2 separate regions of the Mus musculus genome follow, and region 2 is linked to region 1. Evidence: chromatin loops called from intact Hi-C (ENCODE). Cell type or tissue: gastrocnemius. All regions are shown on one strand. Links, peaks and the distances in the headings refer to the core of each region. The heading gives the core; the rest is flanking DNA.

Region 1 (8,340 bases), core at 40-8,039:
TCCTAGCAGGTCTCCCTACCTATCCCTACCTATCCCTACCTATCCCTACCTATCCCTACCTATCCCTACCTATCCCTACCTATCCCTACCTATCCCTACCTATCCCTACCTATCCCTACCTATCCCTACCATCTATCCCTATCTATCCCTACCTATCCCTACCTATCCCTACCTATCCCTACCTATCCCTACCTATCCCTACCTATCCCTACCTATCCCTACCTATCCCTACAGTTAGAGAATCCAGACTTTGGTCTGATCCTCTTTATCCTTCCTTCACAAGGACAAAGCTGTGTTTCCTTGAGGATATATACGTGTGTGTGTGTGTGTGTGTGTGTGTGTGTGTGTGTGTGTGTGCATTTAAATATGCATACATATTCTCTAATCCTTTCCTATGAGATGCTAATTTAGGGGGTCTAGAGCAGGACCTGGAATTACTCTACTATAGCCCAGTGTCGGTCTGGGTTCTGGGCTCTTTATAGTAAACTGCAGGGTTCCTGCAAACTCATAGCTCCTTCAAAGATAACTGTCCCACCGGGGTCTCTCAGGAGTCCCAGGCATAGGTAACTTGTTCTCACTACTCAAATATCCCATCTGATCCTGAGTGGCTGGACCGGATGAGTGTCTGACACGGGGGAGCCTGTCTCTAGTGGCTTGTAGCCTCTAGGAAGCCAGCGGCAAGGCTTTCCTTGAATGTGACGATGGTATCAGGTCTAACTTGGCCTTTCCTTCCTGGAAACCTGGATATACAAAACGAAAGAACCCTGAAAGTGGTCAGAACAAAACCAGGAAGGGATACACAGAGAAGCAGAAATGGAGAGGCGGTGTGGGTTGGCCTGGTGCTGTTTGTCTTCAGATGTTTACTCTGCTTCCTCAAGAGGGGTTGCCCCCAATAAGCAGTCCATTTCATACTCAGCTGATCTCATGTGAACATTTTCTCCATTTTAACCTGCCAGTAAAGGCCAGAGCCTGTGATTGGGCAGTAGAGGGGAATGGGGGGGCTGGAGGTTTGAGAGTGGGGACACATAGGAGAGAGAAGTGGAGGAGAGGGGAAGGAGAGAGGACAGAAGACTTGATGGACCTGATCTATGTGGCCAGGAGAAACCACAAGTAGTAAAAGGTCTTAAGTTAGTGTAGTGTTAGATCTGCCCGATCTAGGCATACAGCTTACAGTTACAATAATTGGATTGTATGCTTTTTATATGGGCTTATTGGGGCTAGAAATTATAGCAACAGAGAGGGGTACATACACCACATTAATATAAAGCATAAAGAAAAACGTTGTATTCCCAATGCTGAGTAAAATGGCCTTCTTCTGATTGCACACCGGACTGCCCGTCTCCTGTTGGTCACCAGGCTTTCCCAGACTCTTCTCAAGTCCCACTTCCCTCCTCACCACACACCCACCATCTTAACAACTATAGTGAGTCTTTGTTTCTTTCAACTAAGACGCCTAACGAGCCCAGGTTCATAGGTCGGTGTATTAAGTTAGCCAGTTGCCTTTAGCCTCGGACTCCTCAAGGAAGTTAACAAGGAAGTTAATACACACACACACACACACACACACACACACACACACATTAGACATTCTTGCATCTTGCATCTGGAAGTGGCATAAAGTGTTGACTGGAAGTGGCATCAGAGAAAAGTTGACTGGATGGTTTTAGCTTTGAAGGTACAGAAGTTTCTTCCAGAAATTCCTCACTGGAGTATGTGGCATATAGTCTATTTGGTTAGACAAACCATATTAGTGTGTTAGGTTATTTCAAAAATGAAACTTGATTGAAAAGGAACACCCATCTCTAGAAGTGTGCGTGAATGCGTTTCCAGGGACAATTAGATCATGAGATTTCTGACCTGAAGAATGGACCAATCATTGCATCATTACTTGATGACGTCATCTGGAGACATTAAAAAGTAGGCGGCAAGGCCTTTGGAGGAAGGAGTGACAGCAGGTATCGGCCTGCATGCTGCCTCTTGCCCTTTCTGAGAAATTCTTTCTCTGCTTCATGTCTGCTGTGTTGTGAGCTGCTTTGCCCTACCCTCCCACCACACAGAATAAACCCTTTAAAGCTACGTACCCACATATATCCTTCCTTCTTGGGTTATGTCTAGTGGGTAGGCTTTCGAAGCAATGGAAAAAAAGTACCAGGTAATTGTAAGGTGCAGCCAGTACAGAGAGCTTGTACTATCATATAATGCTCAATTCTAGACCTTTTGACTGTTCTTAGGCCTCTGTCGGGTGAAGAGGAAACTGTAAGGGAGAACTCTAATCCCAGTTCATTGGATGGATTGGACTCTGCCCCTCCGCCCCAGGCTAGCTGGATTCTGCTGACAGGGAGTTACAGGTGCATCATTTGGCTATCTGGTGAATGCACCTCATTGGCTTTCAGATGATAACAATTAAGACACAGCTAGTCATCAGAATAAAATGCAAGGATGTTTTGTGTCTTGAAAAACCGCTCATCTGAGCGTTAATTACAGTAGGTACTGCCTGAGTTCTCTCACTGTTTTTCTATCTGCATCGGCTTCATGTCAAGACAAACCACGATTTAAATCATAAAAGGTCTCCCTCTGCCTTTGTACCACGACACACCAGACAGAAGACATCCCTGCCGGAGAATCATCTTCTGACTGGAGCAGACATGATCAGGAAGCCCGGGTCCCCCTTCCAACACAGATCAGCAAGTGAATTATTTTAAGCAGCTGAATATACATGATGTGATTGCTCAGAGATCTCCTTGTGCAGCTGACAGGAAAGGCAAGACATAGTCGGGCCTGGAGACCTGCTGGAGTTTAGTTCCGGTGGGGAAGAAGGCCAGGCGAGCACAGGGGAAGCTGAACAACTCCCGCTATCATTTTATCTTTGCACCCTGGTGCCCTTCCTGCGCTCTATCCCCATTCCAGCCCGCCGTGCTAAGTAGGCTTCTACTTTCTGTGCTTCCAAAAGGCATTCGTACAAGTAAGGGCAATACGATTTTTCTTCAGATGGTCACGCTGGTCCTCAAAGGACTACTTTCCTATCTCTTTCCATTTAAGGCAGAAGGGATGTGAATCTCTGCCCGGCCTTATCAAGGGGAAGGCTTGATGGAAGCAAAAGACCTGGAGGGATGAGAAAGTTCTAGAACTACAGAGAAAGAAAAGAGACAGGCAGACAGAGGAAGGAAAACAAACAAACAAAAAAAGAGACGTGTTCCCTTGAGAATGGGATTTCATTTAGGTTGTCTTTTGAGGGGAAAAAATGAAGAACTATTTCCACCATTTTCTAGAAACTGTGTGTGTGTGTGTGTGTGTGTGTGTGTGTGTGTGCACAGGTAGGGGGCGCTGTTGAGAGTTTCCCTTTGGGAATAGAGCGTGCTTACTTTGCTTTTCAAATAGGAAATAATCACGTGAGCCATGCAGGAAATGGCGGCCCACTCACCGGGATGCAGAAGGTTCCTGATGTCATTTACCCAGCAGCAGACACAGTTTGGCCTCTTGGCTATGCTCTGAAAACATGGACAGTTTTCATAGTCGCAGTCAGAGTCATTTTTACGTGTTTATCAATATACATGTCTTCTCCTGTTTTATAGTTTTCACATCCCCACAAATTACCCAAATGATCTTTTCATCTTTCTTCTTTTCCCTTAACAATATTAGTGGTGAAGCTGCAAACATTTTTGTGCTAATATCATTTTGCTGATTGCCAACCTTAGATGCTCTGTTCTGAATTAACTAAGCAAGAAGAGCACCCCTAATCCAAAATCCATCAAGATCCCTTACAGTTATTCTTCTCGCCAGTCTGGGTGGAGAAACAATCACACAGGATCTGGAGTATCTTCTACGCAAAGTACGTTTAACTAAGCTAGGTTTTTTGGCTTGATGCTGATAATTTGGTGCTACCATGTGAGAGCAAAAAACGCAGCTCACTCAAAGACGACACAACAATTCCTAAATTGCAGCCTTTCCAGAGTTCAGTGTAGAGTTACAAGTTAACAATATCATTATGATTTTAAAAGATGAACATTATCATTATATGTAATTGGAACCAACCTCCCTCCCTCCATCCCTCCTTCCATCCCTCCCTTTTCCCCTCCCTTCTTTCTTTCCTTCCTCCCTCTCCCAGGTTTGCTTCAAGTTCACTGTGCAGCTCAGGATGACCTCTAACTGTAGACCATTCTCAGACTGCCAAGTAGTGGGATTACCTATGTACACCACCATACCCAAATCTTTATTTCTTTTTTTAAAAAGTATGATTCTTCATAAATCTTCCATTCCTGAAGCTAACGTTTGAATGAAAATGACCCAATGGTGTAATTTCTACAATCTCCAGAAGATGGCAGCATTGCCTGCTGTTGTAGCCTCTGAACATCCGGACCCCTTCACCCCCATCCCTGAGGATCACGGGATCCAGAGCACAGGAGGTTCTTATATTGGAAGGTCCTGGTCCTTTATCTGTCACCAATAACTTTATATATTCCCGTGCATGCTGTCACAATCTCTGTGAGTTCATATGTGTGTCAGGCTGATATGTGAGGAAGACACCATTTCCATCGCCTCTGCCTCTCAGTCCTTCTGCCTCCTCTACTGTACGTAGCAAAAATCAATAATTAAAAAAAAAAAGTTAAATAAACGAACACCCCGCATCAACTCTCCTTTGCAAGTGTCCACTTTATTATCGAAAAAGCTCCCACTGTTTAAACTAAAGTCTGGTGTTTTCATCCTCTGAGTCGTTTTACCTGCCTGTGAGTAGATGAGGGCTTAGGATACACCAGCCCTAAATTTGCCGTTCAGATGACGCCGCTGCATCAACTGTGTGGGGATAATGCTCACTCTGCTCTCACCTGTCTCTTGAGAGCAGAAGAAAAAGTTCATATGTAAAAGATGCCCTTGCCAAAAGGAAAGGGTAGTGCTTATCGAGGGAAGCAGGAGGAAATGCCTTTGACATTAACCTCATTTTCATTGTTACTTCTCTACCTGGATAGCTGCCCTCCTCGAGCCCCCTTGCCTTGTTCTGTCCCCTCGACTTTCTACTCTGTGCAATTCAGTGTTTGTGTTCAACTCCATACCTCCGGATCTTCACTCCCCTGCTAGGTTCTCAGGTCTGGCTGAAAAACCCAAGTATAGAGATAAAGTTTTGCTTTCCTCACAGAGGCACACAACATAGAGACAGGAAGCAAGAAGCACGATTAGGAGGTTGCCATGGTGTGTTAGTTAGGACTCTTTAAGCGATGGAAAGAATTTAAAAAGTAAATTATCGCGGGGCGTGGTGGCGCACGCCTTTAATCCCAGCACTTGGGAGGCAGAGGCAGGCAGGTTTCTGAGTTCGAGGCCAGCCTGGTCTACAGAGTGAGTTCCAGGACAGCCAGGGCTACACAGAGAAACCCTGTCTCGAAAAACCAAAAAATAAAAAAATTTTAAAAAGTAACTTATCATAAGGAAACTAGAATGAAATACAAGAAGCCCAAGGAGGGAGACATCACTGGAGCTCTGCTTCCTGCTCCCAGAGCTCCGCCTCCTGCTCCCAGAGCTCCGCCTCCTGCTCCCAGAGCTCCACCTCCTGCTCCCGGAGCTCTGCCTCCTGCTCTGGGTCTGTCCTCTACCTTTTGTATGCTTCTCTCCTCTTCCTCAGCCACAGGCATTTCCTACTTTTGTTGACATGTATGGAGAGAAGCATGGCTACCAACATCCAGACACAACATATCCACCAACACAGATGATTTCGGTTTTCGTCAGGTCTAGGGAAAGATTTTGCCTTGCCTAACTCGGACCGACCCAATGTTATCAGTGGGACAAGATCCAGTAACTTAAAATGGGTCTATTGAGCACACACTTAGAAAAAGGCAGTTTCCAGATGTGAGTTGGGGTGCATAGATCCAAGAACGTGTCTAATCCACATCAGGACCTAGACAGAAGCCATAGCGTGTGATTCCATTGTGACATGGTGACTTGGTGTGGCAGTGATAAGGTGATTGGTGTAATGGTGACACAGTATCAAGCTGGTGTGGTGTCAAGGTTCCATGGTGTGTCAGTGTTAAGGTGTACGGTGACATGGTAACATGGTGTCATGGTAACATGGTGACATGCTGTCATGGTGACATGTTGTCATGGTGTCATAGCAACATGGTGTTATGCTATCATGGTGATCTGCTGTCATGTGACATGGTGTCATGGTGAGATGGTGTCATGATGACTGGTGTCATGGCGTGACAATGATAATGTGATTGGAGATGTGGTACCATGGTGTATGCTGTCATGGTGATGTGTTTTGATGGAGATATGGTGCCATTGCCATATGGTGCCATGGCATGTGGTGTCATGGTTCCATAGTGATAGGCTTCTGTGGGGATATGGTACCTTTACTGGTTGGTATTGTGTGTCAACTTGACACAGCTGGAGTTATCACAGAGAAAGGAGCCTCTCTTGAGGAAATACCTCCATGAGATTCAGCTGTAAGGCATCTTCTCAATTAGTGATCAAAGGGGCAGAGCCTCTTGTGGTTGGTGCCACCCCTGGGCTGGAAGACCTGGGTTCTATAAGAAAGTAAGCTAAGCAAGCCAGGGGAAGCAAACCAGTAAGTAACCTCCCTCCATGGCCTCTGCATCAGCTCCTGCTTCTTGACCTGCTTGAGTTCCAGTCTAGACTTCCTTTGGTGATGAATAGCAGTGTGGAAGTGTAAGCTGAATAAACCCTTTCCTCCCCAACTTGCTTCTTGGTCATATTTGTGCAGGAATAGAAACACTGACTAAGACAGTGCCATGATTCTTGAATTGTGTCCTAGTGATTAGATGGCAAGGAGACATGGAAGAAATAAATAAAAGGACACATAGATAAGATATATTTGGAAGACATAATTGTGGGAATGGAAATGATTAGATAAAAGATGAAAGACTAAATATGTCACACCTTGCAGATACCACAAACCAAAACAAGGAAAGCTTACACTTGGGAATATGGGCAGAAAATTTTGTGACTTGGTGATGTTGATAATTTTAAGCTGGCCTAAAATGTCTACCTAGATTTTTGTGGTAGATCATAACATATTTTGAGAAGATTTAAATTTAGTTTTTACAACCTCTAATTGAAAACATAGTAAGTTGCCTTACGTAATTGGATCTTTTGATGCAGCAGAACAAAGACACCAAGCTGGAATGTTTTCTTTGCTATTGCTTGCACATACAGTATTTTAGGGCACACTACTTGGAGTTGGATAAGCAGTTAGGGTGCTCATCTTTGGGGAAGACTAATTCTCACCCTCTCTGGAAGGTTTTAATGATTTGTAGCTCTTCATCTAGGGGTTTAAAAAAAAATCTTAACTCCATGTTCTATTCCATTGGAAAGATACTGAACTACCTCAGACCCAATTCTGAAGTATAATTTGCTATTTTGTAATCTAAAAACAAACAAGCAAACAAACAAACAAATAAATAAATGTCTTTAAAGAGGGGCCTTGTCTGATCTGGGGCAATGGGGACTCATGGCTGAATCCTTCAATAAGCACCAATCTCCCCTCTGCCCCCAGTGGGAATCCGAGCAAAGCTTGCTTCCCCTACATGTCCACTCTCTTTGTTCAAAGCTCTTCTTATTGCCCTTGGCTGAGTCAGTGGGGTTAGGATACTTCTTCGGCTACCCCAACACAGTAGTTGACACTATAGTCGGCTCCAGGCCACCTTCAGCTTCCTCACAGGTGGCTTCTGCACGGGCTACCAAGAAAGGATGAGCAGGGTGGAACAAGAGTTTCTAGTCTAACCTCAGGAGCGACATCTCGTCTCCTTTGCTCTCTAAATGTGTACCACATGAGTACTTAGTGCCCTCAGAGGTGAGGAGAGACTGCCAGACTGCCGACACTGGAGTTAAGAATACTTTTCAGCTGATATATGGGTGCTGGAAGCCAAATCCCAGACCTCTGCAAGAGCAACAAGTGCTCTGGACCACAAGGCCCCACAGAACGGTGATTTTTACTGTGTATATCTGGGGATAGTTCTATGACATGGTAGTCACCACTGTCTACTATGGACAATGTTGTGGAGGACACAGCTTCTTCCAGTCTCTTTTATGTTGGTCCATAACAAGTTGTTTGGAGCTCTCATTACCAGGAAGGGCTGTGTCTCACAAGCAACCGATTTATTCTAAACTCACATACCCTCTGAATTACAGATAGTGTTTCTCTCTTTGCTCACCTAACACTGGGTTTAACACATGCCTGTGGCCAGCTGTGAGTGAATAGTAACTTGGATGTGCTACGCCTCGGGTGTATTGATACCCTAGCTGCCCCCTTGGCATAACTTTATTTTCTTGCCCTTATTTCCCCTTAACTCAGATTTGCTCATCCGTTTGGCTTCCCCTAGTCTGTGTGGCTTT
Region 2 (8,340 bases), core at 207-8,206, 230 kb after region 1:
CAGACATAGCCCAGACTCATGTGGAGATTACTGTACGGTAGAGATGGTGTGGAATGCCACTTAGGGTATAAGACTACAACCCCTTATCACTGTGACATCCATGGTTAACTGAAGCGACTCATAACTTCTTGGTGTATTCACTTCTCTTGCCATCACAGCCAACCCCTAACAATCACAAGTTAATTGTGTCATCCCCACGTACCATAGAATGCAAGCAGCCTGTTTCCTGTCAGCACATGCTGAAATTCAAGGGCATCATCAACTTAACCCCACAATCAGAACTTTGAATTCTGGTACAATTAAAGACCATTCTGTTTCTCCATTATACAGGGCTTATGCAGGGGGTAGAAATCACACAACCCATTTGTACAGGGAGACTGTTATACCAAAAATTAATTACCAGAAAGAAGGTGTTAATAAAAGACAGAACTTAGTCTTAATGATAGCCATAGGAATGGGAATACCCATATAAGGAACAATTTGCAAAGAAGGTTCTCTTCCCTAAAAGTCTTCATTAGAAAGGTTGTAGCTGCAGCCCAGCAGATGAGCAGAAAAGTTTACTCAGGGTTTTTTCTGGACTGGTTGGCAGCTGGTGGGCTGAAGCTAACAGTCTGCTGGCAGAAGGGCTTCAGCACACTGAGGCTGGCAGGGTGTCTGGGGGTGGGTGCTCCAGTGCGCACTGCTGGATGCCGTATCTAAGAGGCAACCAGTCTTGCTTTAAGAACAAGGACACCAGGGACAGACAGAGCTAGTTAGTTCTGCAGTGTCCCTCCAGTGCCCTCTACTGACAAAGTGTCATTGTGCCAGTTGGCAGAGCAAGTGTGTTGCAGGATCCAGCTCCAGGATCACCGACCAAAGGGTGATGGATTTAGAAAAGGAATGCTAAGCTGATAGCTGGACAAAATCACTGGGAAAAGGCTAATTTGTGTGTGTGTGTGTGTGTGTGTGTGTGTGTGTGTGTGTGCGCACGAGAGAGAGAGCACATTTTATTTTATTTTTAGAAGGTTTTTTTTGATATTTTCTTTATTTACATTTCAAGTGTTTTCCCCTTTCTAGGTCTCCCCTTCAGAAGCCCCCTATCCCACCCTCACCCCCCACCTCTATGAGGATGCTCCCCCACCCACCCACCCACTCTTGTCTCTTTGCCCTACTGTTCCTCTACATGGGGCATCAAACACTCTCAGGCCCAAGGGCCTCTCCTTCCACTGACATCCAACAAGGCCATCCTCTGCCACATATGTGGTCAGTGGCATGGGACCCTCCACGTGTACTTTTTGGTTGGTGGTCCAGTCCCCAGGAGTTCTGGGTGGGGGGTCTGGCCTGTTGATACTGTTGCTCCCTCCATGGGACTGCAAACCCCCTCATCTCCTTCAGTCCCTTCTCCAATTCCTCCACTGGGGAACCCACCCCCACCCCCAACCCCACCCCCCACTCAATTGTCGTACCTTTGAAAAACAGGGGCTTTCCATGGGCATGTTTTGTTGTGTGAAGCCCAGAGGGAAAGGGCTTCTTTCAAATATATTCATTTTCATACAGTTTTTATGGTTTTTTGTTTTTGTTTTGTTCTGTTCTGTTTTGCTTTTTCTGTTCTGTTTTTGTTTGTTTGTTTGTCTGTCTGTCTACCCTTTTGCCACAATACTAAAACACACTGAGAATAAAAGAAGATAAACACTTCCTAACAGGTAAACTCAACTAACAAAATGTGAAGAAAGAATGACACAGTTAGAAAGCCATTTCAGAGCTGGAGAGGTGGCTCAGTGGTTAAGAGCACTGGCTGCTCTTCCAAAGGTCCTTAGTTCAAATCCCAGCAGCCACATGGTGGCTCACAGCCATCTGCAATGGGATCTCATGCCTCTTCTATGTGTCAAAGACAGCTACAGTATACTGACATACATAAAATAAAATATTTTGGAAAAAAAAAAAGAGAAAGAAAGCCATTTCCTAAATCACAACAGAAAAATGGACTCCAGGAATGACCACTGCTGAGTGCTAGGCTCAATGCATGAGAAGTGGTTCGTGTCAACATCGCACAACAGTGCTGAGAGAAAGAGGTTGCTCCTAACAGAAAATTACAATGGTCTTCATTTTCACCTAGCGTTCAAATTAAATTCACTAACACATCCTTCCTACTGTGATAAAATACGGTGTTCAAAGCTTTATCTTACCCTAACACATCCTTCCTACTGTGATAAAATACGGTGTTCAAAGCTTTATCTTACCCAGATATGCAAGATCCTAGGTTTACTCTTCAGATCTACCCTCCACACAAACACACATTCATGTAGAGATAGGACCTTATGCCCTCCACACAAACACACATTCACATAGACATAGGGCATTACACCCTCCACACATACACACATTCATGTAGAGATTGGACCTTATGCCCTCCACACAGACACATTCAAGTAGAGATAAGACCTTACAGGTAAATTGATTTTAAAAGCTGAGATGGCAGAATCTCACCTGTCACAATGAAAGATGAATAAGCTAGGTGCCACGAAGACAAAGAATGTGGAGCAGAACTAAAGGCACACACCTAAGGGTAAGATCCTAATGGAGTTATGCGAGACCCCGACTTTAAGCGTTTCTCCCTGAAAGGTAAAGCCCCTAAAACATTCCCCCAAGCTTGTTTTCCCTGATCTCTAAAAATACAGCCAGAAAGAAGCTCTTTGTTCTCTATAGCCAGCAAAAAAAGCCTTTTTGTTTCTATACCTTACAACCAGAGATGCGATAATTGTAAAAAGACCTAGCCAGGAGCTTGCCTGGCTCCCTGTGCCAAGGACACGGAGATAAACTCCACAAAGAAGAGCTACAACTCACTCCCCACTCCTCATACCTTGTAATTTTACCAAGGACACCCGCCAGAGAAGAGCTGTAGCCAAACTCCTCCCAACTCCTCCCAACTCCTCCTCCCAACTCCTCCCAATTCCTCACTTTATCCTTTAAAAGTCCCCTACTGTTACCTCTCAGGGTCGAACTCCCCTGCCCTGCAAGGCAAAAGGAGTTTGTCCTCAGCTAGCTGATAATAAAGCCTCTTGCAGTTTTGCATCAGATGTGGCTATTGGGGTGCCGGCCAGCTCATCCCGGGACTTGAGCAGAAGTCTCCCCAGTTTCAGGGGTCTTATAGTTACAGTACCAAAGCCACCTATGTTGAGGTCTACTTTGGAATTATTATCTGGATACTGTTAAATAAATCTCCCCAAGCTTTGCATGGAAATGATACATCTACACTCTGAAAGGTGAGGATAAACAGGAACAGAGGCCTTATTCCAAATCCAAACTAAGACACTTCCCTTTCACCCTGCATCACTTTCAGACTCAGACAGAGGTGGAGATAGAGTAATGATGTCACACAGAGTGCGGCCAGATGGAGACCTGCAAAGATAAAGTAGTGATGTCATAAGGAATGCAGTCAGAAGCAGAAGCACACTGTCTCCCTCCGTTAAGGGTCAAACAGTGATCTGAGTCCCTACTCCAAGAAGCTAGAAGCAAACCCACTGCAGGGAGAAGAAACACCAAAGATAAGAGTGTGGCCGATGAAAATGGAAACAGGTGATCAACAGGACACAATAAACAGTGAATAAACAGTGTTCTTTCTTCTGGACAAATACCTGGGGCTATAGACTGCTTGTCATATATACACAGGGCTCTTGGTAACAACCCCAGCTATATCAAGTATATTACTTAAAAATGCTCTAGGAAGACAAGCACTGGCAAAAACTGAGAGGACACATTGTTGCCGTCAGGAAACAAACAGGAGTGATCACACCCGCCCTTCTGCTTCTTAAAGGGAACAAGGAAAAGCTGGTGTGGTGAAATGAAGCGTCCACCAAGATATATGCATTGGGTTCAATATCCAATATCTCAAGGTGCAAAGTCACTGCACATATAATTCGTTTAATTAAAATGAGGCCACAGGGAAGTAGAGTGTGGCTGTAACCTTATAAGAAAACCTTATATTCGAGGATGGAGCCATCACATAGTGATATCCCAGAAGCCAGAGAGGAGGAGAAGAATCCCCTCTGCTGATTTCCATGGAAACATGCCCCCCACTGACACTGTGCTGGTTTTGTGAGACCCTGATTTAGAGCGTTTCTCCCTGAAAGGTAAAGCCCCTAAAACATTCCCCCAAGCTTGTTTTCCCTGATCTCTAAAAATACAGCCAGAAAGAAGCTCTTTGTTCTCTATAGCCAGCAAAAAGCCTTTTTATTTCTATACCTTACAAACCAGAGATTGTAATTAATAATTGTAAAAAGACCTAGTCAGGCACTTGCTTGACTCCCTGTGCTAAGGACACAGAGATAGACGCTGGAGAGGAGCTATAGCTCCTCCCCACCCCCCAGAGGAGCTGTGGCCAACTCTCCTCCCAACTCCTCCCAATTCCTCACGTTTCCTTAAAAAGCCCCCTACTATTACCGCTGGGGGTCGAACTCCCCTGCCCTGTAGGGCAGAAGGAGTTTGTCCTCAGCTAGTTGATAATAAAACTTCTTGCAGTTTGCATCAGGTGTGGTTTTCTCTCATTGGGCTGCCGGCCAGCTTATCCCGGGACTTGAGCGGAGGCCCAGATTCGGGGTCTTACAGTTTCAGACTCCTGGCGTCCAGAAGACAAGACAAAATATTTCTATAGTTTTTTACATCATTCTGTTTGTGGGACTTTGTTACATCGTCTGAAAGACAAATATAAGCCGGGCAGTGGTGGTCCACGCCTTTAATCCAGTACTTGGGAGGTAGGTGGATCTACAAGTTTGAGGCCAGCCTGGTCTACAAAGTGACTTCTAGGACCCCCAGGTGCTTCACAAAAAAAAAAAAATAAAATAAAATAAAATAAAATAAAACAAGCAAACAAAACAAATTCAATATGAACAACTTTGTGCTCCTGTGTTAATAGAGAAGAAACCAAACAGCTTTCCAAAGGCTTTTGACTCTGAGGTTTGACAACAAAACTCAGTTGTGTTGTCAGCTGGGGCCGCCTGATAATCACTGAACCTGTAACTCAAAACTCCTGAAAAAGAAACTCCTGATCCAGACAACTATACTGGAAAATGGTACCAAACATTCAAAGAACTAGCACACATTTTTCTCCTTTGCTTACAGAAAGCGGAAGAGGAGGAAATTCTGTCCAGCTGATTTTATAAGACAAGTTTTACTCTCACATCAAATCCAGACAAAGACATAGACAACACACTCGGGCACACACACACAGCTGTGTACATTCATGGCACACTCACACACATGCACAAAATGATACTGAAAACCCATAACTCTTATAAACCTGTGCACAAAGATCTTAGGCAGAATGGTAGAAAACAACATGCAACAATGTATGAAAATGTACATTTTAACTCTACACCTTAACCAGGTAGGACCCAATATAGGTGTACTGGCTGATTTTGTGTGTCAACTTGACACAAGCTGGAGTTATCACAGAGAAAGGAGCTTCAGTTGAGGAAATGCCTCCATGAGATCCAACCATAAGGCATTTTCTCAATTAGTGATCAAGGGTGGGAGGGTCCATTGTGGGTAGTGCCATTCCTGGGCTGGAGTCTTGGGTTCTATAAGAAGCAAGCTAAGCAAGCCAGGGGAAGCAAGCCAGTAAAGAGCATCCCTCCATGGCCTCTACATCAGCTCCTGCTTCCTGACCTGTTTGAGGTCCAGTCCTGACTTCCTTGGTGATGAACAGCAGTATGGAATTGTAAGCTGAATAAACCCTTTCCTCCCCAACTTGCTTCTTGGTCATAATGTTTGTGCAGGAATAGAAACCCTGACTAAGACAACAGGTATGCAAGGCTTGTTCAGTGTTTGAAAACTGAATAATGTGTTCCATTATATCAATAAACTAAAGAAGAAAAATCACATGATGGCATCAGTGACATAAAGAATTTAATAAATACAATCCACAGTTTAAAAAAATCTAGGAAAAAAAAAAGAGCACATAGGGATCTTGGAAAAGCATCTGGTGTATAAACTGCAGGACCTGTGTTGCATCTCTATTACCCACTTTTAAAAAGCCTGGCATGGATGGACTTATTTGTAACCCTAGCTCAAGCCAAATGAAGGTTCTCAAAACTCACTGGGAAACTAGTCAATTGGTCAGTAGGTTCAGTGAAAGACAAGCAACTGTGGAAGGTGCCCTGTACCAACCTATAAACTATATCATATACACACACATACATGCAAATACCATATAAACACACAAACTATATCATACATACATACACACATATATACACACTTGCATACACCACACACACACACACACACATACACACACACCTTAGAGACCCCCCAGGCCAGCCACTGTCTGCCGTATTCAGCTTATTCAGCCCAAATGTGCTCAGTCTTTCATGCATGTGATTAGCGTGATTCTTATCGGTCTGCAAGATCCACTTCTATTCAAATCTACTTATTTGTTCTAATTTCCTTTGCAAGTGTCAGAGACCCTAACCTAAATAAGACGGTCAAAAAGAAAAGTTATAGCTCCAATACGTACGGACTCTGGGGCTCAAGTGTCATGTTATCAAAATACGTGTCCTCAAGGCTCGTTCTGTGCTGTCTTAACATGCGTGCTTCTATGACCCTCCTAAGACAGAGTGGATCAGAGAGCCCCAGAGTTAGACTCTAGGATCTGTGTTTTAGAACAAAACAATGTCATAGCAGTGTGTCATAAAGATTAAATGTTGGTTACAGGCTTTACTTGTGTGACAACTTAATAACAAATTTACTGCCAGCAGAGATGGTCCTTCTGACTCATTCATAGCCACGATCTTACAAAATGGTCATGAAGCAAGTGCTGTGTGAAGTCTGGGAGGAACTGGGGATACTGAGACCCTGGTTCATGTTGGGGTCAAGAGGTATTTGAGAAATGATCTGATCCACTATGGGAAAGTCTGGGTTGGAGGAAGTATATAGTTCAAAGTCTTGTAGCAACCATGTCCAAATGTGATAATGAATAAATTAAAGTTAAGATGCAAGTTTATATGGTACTCCAAATAATTCTGTTTTCAGTCGCTCCTTGAATGAACATGCAGAGGATAAATATATGTGCACTCGACCAAATGAGAATATAGCACAGGAAAATATCTATTTCAAGGCTGGAGATGATGCTCTTTTGAGAGAGTGCTGGAACTAAGGGCATGGTGGCAAACATCTGTTGTCTCACCTTTTAGGAGGTGGGGACAGGAGGATCAGAAGGTCAAGGTTATCCTCTGCTACACACTGAGTTTGAGGTCAGTCTAGATTACATGAAACAAGACGTGTGTGTGTGTGTGTGGGTTTGTGTGTGTGTGTGTGTGTGTGTGTGTGTGTGTGTGTTTGTGCTCACTGATAATGCAGCAACCCAATCATTAATTTGATTTTGGTTTGCTTCTGTTCCTCACATTCTTCGTGAAGCAGTTTTTGCATATGTGCTCTTGGCTCCACTCTTCCTGTTTGAGTCGTTTGGCTGCCAGCTTGTCTGGACTCAGAACTCCACAACACAAACTAGCAGACAAGAGAAGGTTTTCCCTTCTATCACTTGGTGAAAAACTAACCCACATTCTGGCTTGAGTAACATTGATCAAACTTGGCCATGGCTCTCCTTCTCTATTACATCCACAGGGGCTGAGGGGGCCAGATACTCTGATTGGCCATGTTTGACTGCTTGACTCACTTCTTGGGAGCTAAAGGGTGCCAGCCACCTCTGAATCACACACAGACTCAGACTCAGAACAGGGCAGAACCATTGCTGCCCAGAAAGTCTGACTACCACTGTCACTCAAAAAGAGACAGGCTGCTGAACCACAGATGCCAGTGAAGAAACCAGCAGCACCCTCCCCTGGGTGTGCATCTCCCTCAAGAAGGTGACTGACAGAAGGTACAAAGAACGCAGACATGTACATGGTGGGCCAGTAAGTAAACAGAGACCAGGGTTGTAGATGAGGAAGATGTCAGGAGATGTTGACAAATGAGAGTCTGAGTCTAGAAAGATCTTAAGTTTCTGTGAACTGTAAAAAGAGGGAGTGAGAGAGACTTGAAGATACTTCCGGGTAGTCTGTTTATACAGTTTGCTTCCCTTGAAAACAGAAATTATGCCTCATTTTTGTTTCCCTGGAATCCACCAAGACACCTGATGTCTGTGAGCGTTCACTAAAGGCTCGGTGAATTTGTTAATATTTCCTCATTAGCATTCGATCTGAATTCCACCGGGGATCTGAAAATGAAGTATTTAACTTCATTACTCTGAACAGGAAACTAGGACAGAGAGGTTTGGACTCTATCACCACAGTGCCAGCTAAGGCTGATGCCAAGATAACAGACACTGGCAGGTCGATCTAAATGCAAGCCAGATATGGAATGCCA

What was found. A loop is a pair of places that touch in the nucleus more often than their neighbours do. Peaks named below come from ENCODE experiments on the same cell type or tissue, not always from the same donor. Only the 100,000 strongest peaks of a DNase experiment are listed, where the experiment ranks them.
Region 2: it touches region 1 in a loop (2.9-fold over the local background); 16 of 42 quality-filtered maps call a loop at or near these places.

Annotation. Positions count from the first base shown.
Region 1 is chr5:104,214,760-104,223,099 of GRCm38, forward strand. No RefSeq gene overlaps it. Among named protein-coding and RNA genes, the nearest start is that of Dmp1, 16 kb to the left of the region's middle. In gastrocnemius, for the core only: a CTCF peak has its summit at 4,331 (motif pointing right); DNase peaks (open chromatin) are centred at 3,361 and 4,363.
Region 2 is chr5:104,445,641-104,453,980 of GRCm38, forward strand. No RefSeq gene overlaps it. Among named protein-coding and RNA genes, the nearest start is that of Pkd2, 9.6 kb to the right of the region's middle. In gastrocnemius, for the core only: a CTCF peak has its summit at 781 (motif pointing left); DNase peaks (open chromatin) are centred at 771 and 4,047.